2 separate regions of the Homo sapiens genome follow, and region 1 is linked to region 2. Evidence: chromatin loops called from intact Hi-C (ENCODE). Cell type or tissue: Caco-2. All regions are shown on one strand. Each heading gives the region's core, and the rest is flanking DNA. Links, peaks and the distances in the headings are about the cores only.

What was found. Peaks named below come from ENCODE experiments on the same cell type or tissue, not always from the same donor. Only the 100,000 strongest peaks of a DNase experiment are listed, where the experiment ranks them.
Region 1: it touches region 2 in a loop (6-fold over the local background); 5 of 110 quality-filtered maps call a loop at or near these places.

The regions. Positions count from the first base shown.
Region 1 is chr4:123,477,757-123,480,671 of GRCh38, forward strand. No RefSeq gene overlaps it. Among named protein-coding and RNA genes, the nearest start is that of TRC-GCA2-1, 30 kb to the right of the region's middle. In Caco-2, for the core only: no CTCF peak of the experiment used is centred there; DNase peaks (open chromatin) are centred at 1,215 and 2,335.
Region 2 is chr4:123,545,815-123,548,729 of GRCh38, forward strand. It overlaps LOC105377405 (a long non-coding RNA gene), which reads right to left and starts at 702. Exons shown (of 4, transcript XR_939171.3): 1 at 431-702. RefSeq lists an enhancer at 1,824-2,407. In Caco-2, for the core only: no CTCF peak of the experiment used is centred there; DNase peaks (open chromatin) are centred at 617, 1,477 and 1,827; H3K4me3 peaks cover 2,220 bases.

The DNA.
Region 1 (2,915 bases), core at 269-2,768, 68 kb before region 2:
TAGCCACTAGTTGGAAAACTCATTCATCCAGCTGCACTAGATACTAGATGTGGCTGGAAGATGAATGACAACAGTATGTGAGTACAGCCTAGGAAAAAAGAAGGTCCAAATTCCCAGAAAAACAACTCCCAGAAAGGCAGCATCTGTACTGACTTACAAAAATAGAAAAGTGGGGAAACCTTGTGGTTTAGAAGCAGAGACATTACATCCTGTGACGTGAAGAAGTGGTGGCTGACGTCCTTGTGAACAATGGCCACAGATGCCAGGCCACAGAGAGAACACTGCATGAGGGAAAAACCGTGTGTCACCAGCTGTGAGACGTGCACAGGAAGGAAGCATGGGGCCAACAACAGCCCGGCCTCTGAGGCTGCTGTGAGGAGTAAAGGATTTGATCAATGCAGGATGCATAAAGTGGCGTCTGCACATAGGGAGCGCTCGGTACAGGTTGTTATTACTGTTGGTATTCTCTTCATGTGGACCATTCTCTCAGACACACAAGACAGAAACAGTAGCCTTTTTGAAGGAGGAGGTAAGGATTAGATTAACAAGCCCTCCATTTATGGTGGAGGTGCCTGCTCCATTAATCCAATCAACTCAACCTTTAAATAACACTTGTGCAAATATATCCTGGATGACACTTGTGAGGGAAATGTGGTAATCTTTCTGGACTTTTACAACACAAAAAATTGGAATGCGTTTTATCACACCAAAGCAAGCTGGAAAGGGTAATTTGGATTTCACTTGTGGCATGCTCCATAGTCATTTTCTGTAAACGAAGATCCAATTTTTAGGGTGGGGGCAAATATACAAGGTCCAATGATTTGAAAAGATGTTTTATTATTTTTTTCTCCATGCCTTCCATCTTTTCAGCCCAATGGGAATTTCTTCCCTTGAACAGTTCTAAAGAATCACAGCATTAGAGATAGGAATTATTAGGTTATTTAAGCTATCTTTCTGCTGATGAGGAGCTATTCCTGTAGTACAATTTATAATGCTTTTCTGAGTGTGGCTTTGAACAATGTGACTTTTATCAGATGAACCGTGGTGGAGATGGAGCCCTCTGTTTGTGTTTAGAACAGGTCTAGCCTAGGGAGGAACGAGGAAGACCTCTCAAAGGCTCACCTCCGCACAGCAGGCCTGATCGGCTGGCTGGAACTCAGAAGGGCAAAAGGGGAGTGAGGCTCCACTTTGATGTGGTTCGCTTGCAGCCCCGTTGCTGTACTGTGGTGTGCATATGTTGGGGGCAGGGCAAGGGTAATAAATACCAGGGACACTTTTGCAATGCGTGCCTGTCAGCTGAGTGCTGGACAAACATTTTTACCACTGGCTATTTCCCTGAGGCTTCTGACAGTTTGTGCAACTTGTGTAAGACATTCCTGAAAGAGAGGAGCATTTGTTCAACTTATATAACTTCTTTTTACATCATAAGACTAAAGCAGTCCTTCCGGGCTCATGTCCTGTTGAATGTGATCCAACTGAAACTTCTTTCCTCTGCATACTCAGAAACCTGACTACCTGTGTAAATTCCTCCTGATAGCATAGCTTTCTGTTTGCCCTCAGTCCTTCTCTGGCCCTCTCAGACACCCAGGTTCATAATGACATTCCTTCTTCCTCTTGTAATTCTATTGAATTGTTAACAAAAAAAAAAAAAAAAGGAGTAATAGCTGTGATCGATTTCTACAATGTGTTCTTAAATTGTGTGTGTGTGTGTGTAAAATGTGTATATTTTTGCACTTGATCTTAGCCAAAAGGCTGAGAAATGACCAAAGGTCTGTATTTTTGAATTACTATATAGGAGCATAGGAACTGCTGTGTGATTCTGGAATTGTAACAGAGGAGTAGCTAATGGAGTTTTGAGGGATATTATGATGTGCATATAGCTGGGGAAACTGGGTGCTCAGGAGTATGAACCTTCATTCACTCACTTCCTGCTCCCAGTAGGAGATTAAGAAGGCATGTGCAACTTCTTATATTTGGTATAGCTTTTGTTTCCTGCCAATCTTTTTTTTTCTTTTTGACAAAAATGCTGATTGGTTTTGCCTTGATTTATTTGTATTTAGAGGTTTTCAAAATGAGTTGGTTTAAGGCATTACGATTGAATACAAGTTAATCGATAATCACGATTGTACACCAGTTCTTCCTAATACATTTTATCCTGTGGCCCTGTAAAATTTCCAATCGACCAAAGCAAGCTTGGTTGGTAAGGGAATGACTTACACAGGATCTTTTTCATTTAGGGGTTTGCAACTTACAGTGCACCTTCACATAGGTCTTCTCATTTGACTTGCGCAATAGCCCATGAGTAAACAGCACAAGTGTTATTAGATTCAGCTGACAGAAGAGGCCACCACAAGGGCTCAGAGAGGTGAAGGGGTTTGGTCTAAGTCACAGCTAGTAAGTGGCATAGCAAGTCTACTTTCCTGCAAAAAGCATTTATTGCTTAATCATGCTAGTGTCTATTATTGTGGTTGGTTTTTGTGTTTGTTTGTTTTGCTTTCGGGGACAGGGTCTTGCTCTGTTGCCCAGGCTGGAATGCAGTGGTACAAATATGGCTCATTGCAGTCTTGATCTCCCCAGCTTAAGCAATCCACCTGCCTCAGCCTCCCAAGTAGTTGGGACTAAAGGCGTGTGCCACCACGCCCAGCTAATTTATTTTTTATTTTTTAATTATTTTATTATTTATTTATTTATTTATTTATTTTTGAGATGGTGTCTTGCTCTTGTTGCCCAGGCTGGAGTACAATGGCTCAATCTCTGCTCACTGCAACCTCTGCCTCCCAGGTTTAAGTGATTCTCTTGCCTCAGTCTTTGAAGTAGCTGGGATTACAGGCGCCTGCCACCACGCCTGGCTAATTTTTTGTATTTTTAGTAGAGACGGGGTTTCGCCATGTTGGCCAGGCTGGTCTCAAACTCCT
Region 2 (2,915 bases), core at 325-2,824:
TAATTCATCTCTCAAATGCCACAGTTGCTCTAAAACAGAAAAAAGCAAACAGGAGGATCAAAGTGTCTGTCTCCATTGGAACAAACTGAAGCAGAGAGGCAGGGGAGAAGATTTAGCTCTTAGGTGGATTTTGCTGAAATGTTCTATTTGTTGAGCAGTGATTTGTACCAGGTAATGTGAACTAAGTTGCCCTCAGTCTCTTTACAGATTACACCCCATTTCCTTTACTGTGCTGCTAAGTAATTCTTAGGGAATTATTCCCCCTCCAACTTCTCTCTGCTAACAAAATGATCTGCCACATATGCTTCCACTTTATGTGCTGCAGGACAGCCATGGGCTTCATAAAGCTGCCTGCATTTCAAACTGTTCAGGCTGGAACTGTAATCTTTCCACCCACCCCTTTCCCGTCAGGTAAAGAAAATGTTCATACCTCAGGTTTTGTTACCAAGCAACAGAGTTCCATTTGCCAATTGCCACCATTTCCTTCTCATAGTATTACAGGCCTTATTAATTAACATTTAGTTCAGAGAAATTGCTGTCATTATGTGAAGTAACTTCCTTTAGAGGTTATTCATTAACCTTAGGTATTTTACTGTGTAATTATAATTGCCAAGTGCCGCGGGCTTGGAAAACGTTTGAACTCCTGAAGGTATCAGGGGACGGCAGAAAAGATATTATCTGATTTTTCTTCCATTTCCAGTTAAGGATTAATCTTGAAGATCCCCTATTTCCCCTGCAGAGTTATCTGCCTTCCCAAAAGGGTAAACTCTTCCCTTGCCTTAGTCCAGACTGTCCACGGTAAACTCAGAAGCAAACCATGGAGGAACTTCCCTGTTAGCGTGTGATTTTTCACAAATTCTGTAGGGCAGAGTGCAAATTGTTCCCCCTTTGTCTTAAGAAAAAATCGTGGGGATACTGAGATGACTTGGTGGTTGGTAAATGGTTGGCAGGCGCACTTGTGCATACGTGGGGCTCTGTGAAGAACTTGCACAATGCCTGGAATTGTATATTGTGCACAACCTTGTTCTGACACAACGGAAGACCTTCATCCTATTGCTCACTCGATGGCTCTCTGAGAGTAGTTTTTCACTCCCCAGTGTTGCAGGAGCCAGGTGTGCATTTTATAATACGCCTATTATACAGCCATTCTCAGTAGCCACTGCTTATACAATGACCCTTCTGATTTGTCCCACTACGGTGTGGGTGCCAATGACTTAGGTCCTCACCCAGTACAACTTCAGGTGTGCATTTCACATATATTTGCAGGCAAAAAATGCACCTCCCTCCTCTTCTTTCTTTGTTTCAAGACAAACAAAAGTAACTGGTATTTCACCCCGCCCTCCCCCCTCCAGCCCCCAACTACATGTGCCTGCAGCACAGGCGCCCTAGAAAGGGAAACCTGTTTTCCTCCTCCCAGGTTTCTGGTTTCTTCACCCAGTCTCCCCACAGTCCTCCACTCCCCGCACCCAGTCCTTCTGGCCTCTACCCAGACTCTGAGAAGTGGCCCGACATTCTAGGTAACCTGATTCCCCAGACGGGATAGGCGGCGGCCTGCTGCTGCGAAGGCGCGACCACGTGACCTTTCCTGCCTGCACCGGGGAAATGCATACCTTGTTCAGAAAACTAGGGGACAGGTGAGCCCAAGGTAGTGTTTTGAATCAGAATTAAAAACATGTATTTATTTAAAAGGTGCTTGCTTCTACATCAGACAGCTACCACTTTGATCATTCCAAATGAAAAGGCACGATTGGCCATGGGGTTTTATGGCGTGAACTGAGCTGCAAGACAAAGGAAGGACGATCTCCAGGAGGAAAAGGCGGAGCGGGTTTTATGGGAGCTGCTGCACAAGTCTGAACGCGGAGGCTGCACACGGGGAGGGCAAAGCCGCCCTGGCAGGAGCCCGAGCTGCAGGCCTCGGCTGGGAAGCCTGTCCCTCCTGTCCATTTCCCTGGCTCTCGCGGTCCCTCGTTTGTTCCTGACAGATTTCTTCTTTGATCTATGAAATGGGGAAAGTGGGGGACACTTTGATATACTTTAAGGGTGCAAGAATTTGCTGCTTTCTGCCCAAATAAAGGGCTTGTAGGGAGTTTCTTTGAGAACTGGAACATGCTGTCACATGTAATCTAAGGAGCTCAGTCTCCTCTTCCAGTGTCCATTAATCAACCAACACTTTTAAAGCATCTAGTATGGATTCTGTGAACTGTGGGGAAGTAAGGGCATGGTGTCTGCTTTTAAGGTATTTATGGGTTATCTGGGGAGATGGATATATGAGTGTAAATCATGACAGTAGTTAGCATGTATTGGGGATGCATTGAGTACTTCCCGTGTGCCAGGCGCTATTCCTCCTAACAACCCAATCGGGTAGGTACTATATTATCATCTCCATTTCACAGACGTTTTAGAGAGGTCACTCTCCCCAGGTCACATAGTGTGCAGCAGTCAGGTTATGATGCAGATCTGTCAGACTCCAGAGGAACTAGCAGCCTGTGCATGCCCCAATCAGGTACTATTCAGTGAAGGTGAGCGGCCGGTTTCATTCTGCCTCAGTTCTCCTTGCCCTCTCTCTGAGAAGCAGGGATACTGTCGAGGGTCACATGTGAGAACTTTCATCAGCCACCGTTGCCCCCAGGTACCCTACAGAAGTTCTGTTTCTTCCCCTTCCTCTGTTCTGTCCTCAACAACGCGTCCCATTTAATTTCTCCTTAGACAATGTTTATCTTGTGGCATACACTTTGTCCTCTCCTTTGTGGTTTTATAATCCAAGTGGAGAGAAGAGACCTAATTTGAAACAGATAAATATCAAAGCAGAACTTCACCTTGTTGAAATGGGTCTTGATCTTCTCTGAAATCCTTTCTTGAATGATTCACTGAAGAAAGTGTCTTCAATGATACATTCATCCTCTGATTTACATAGA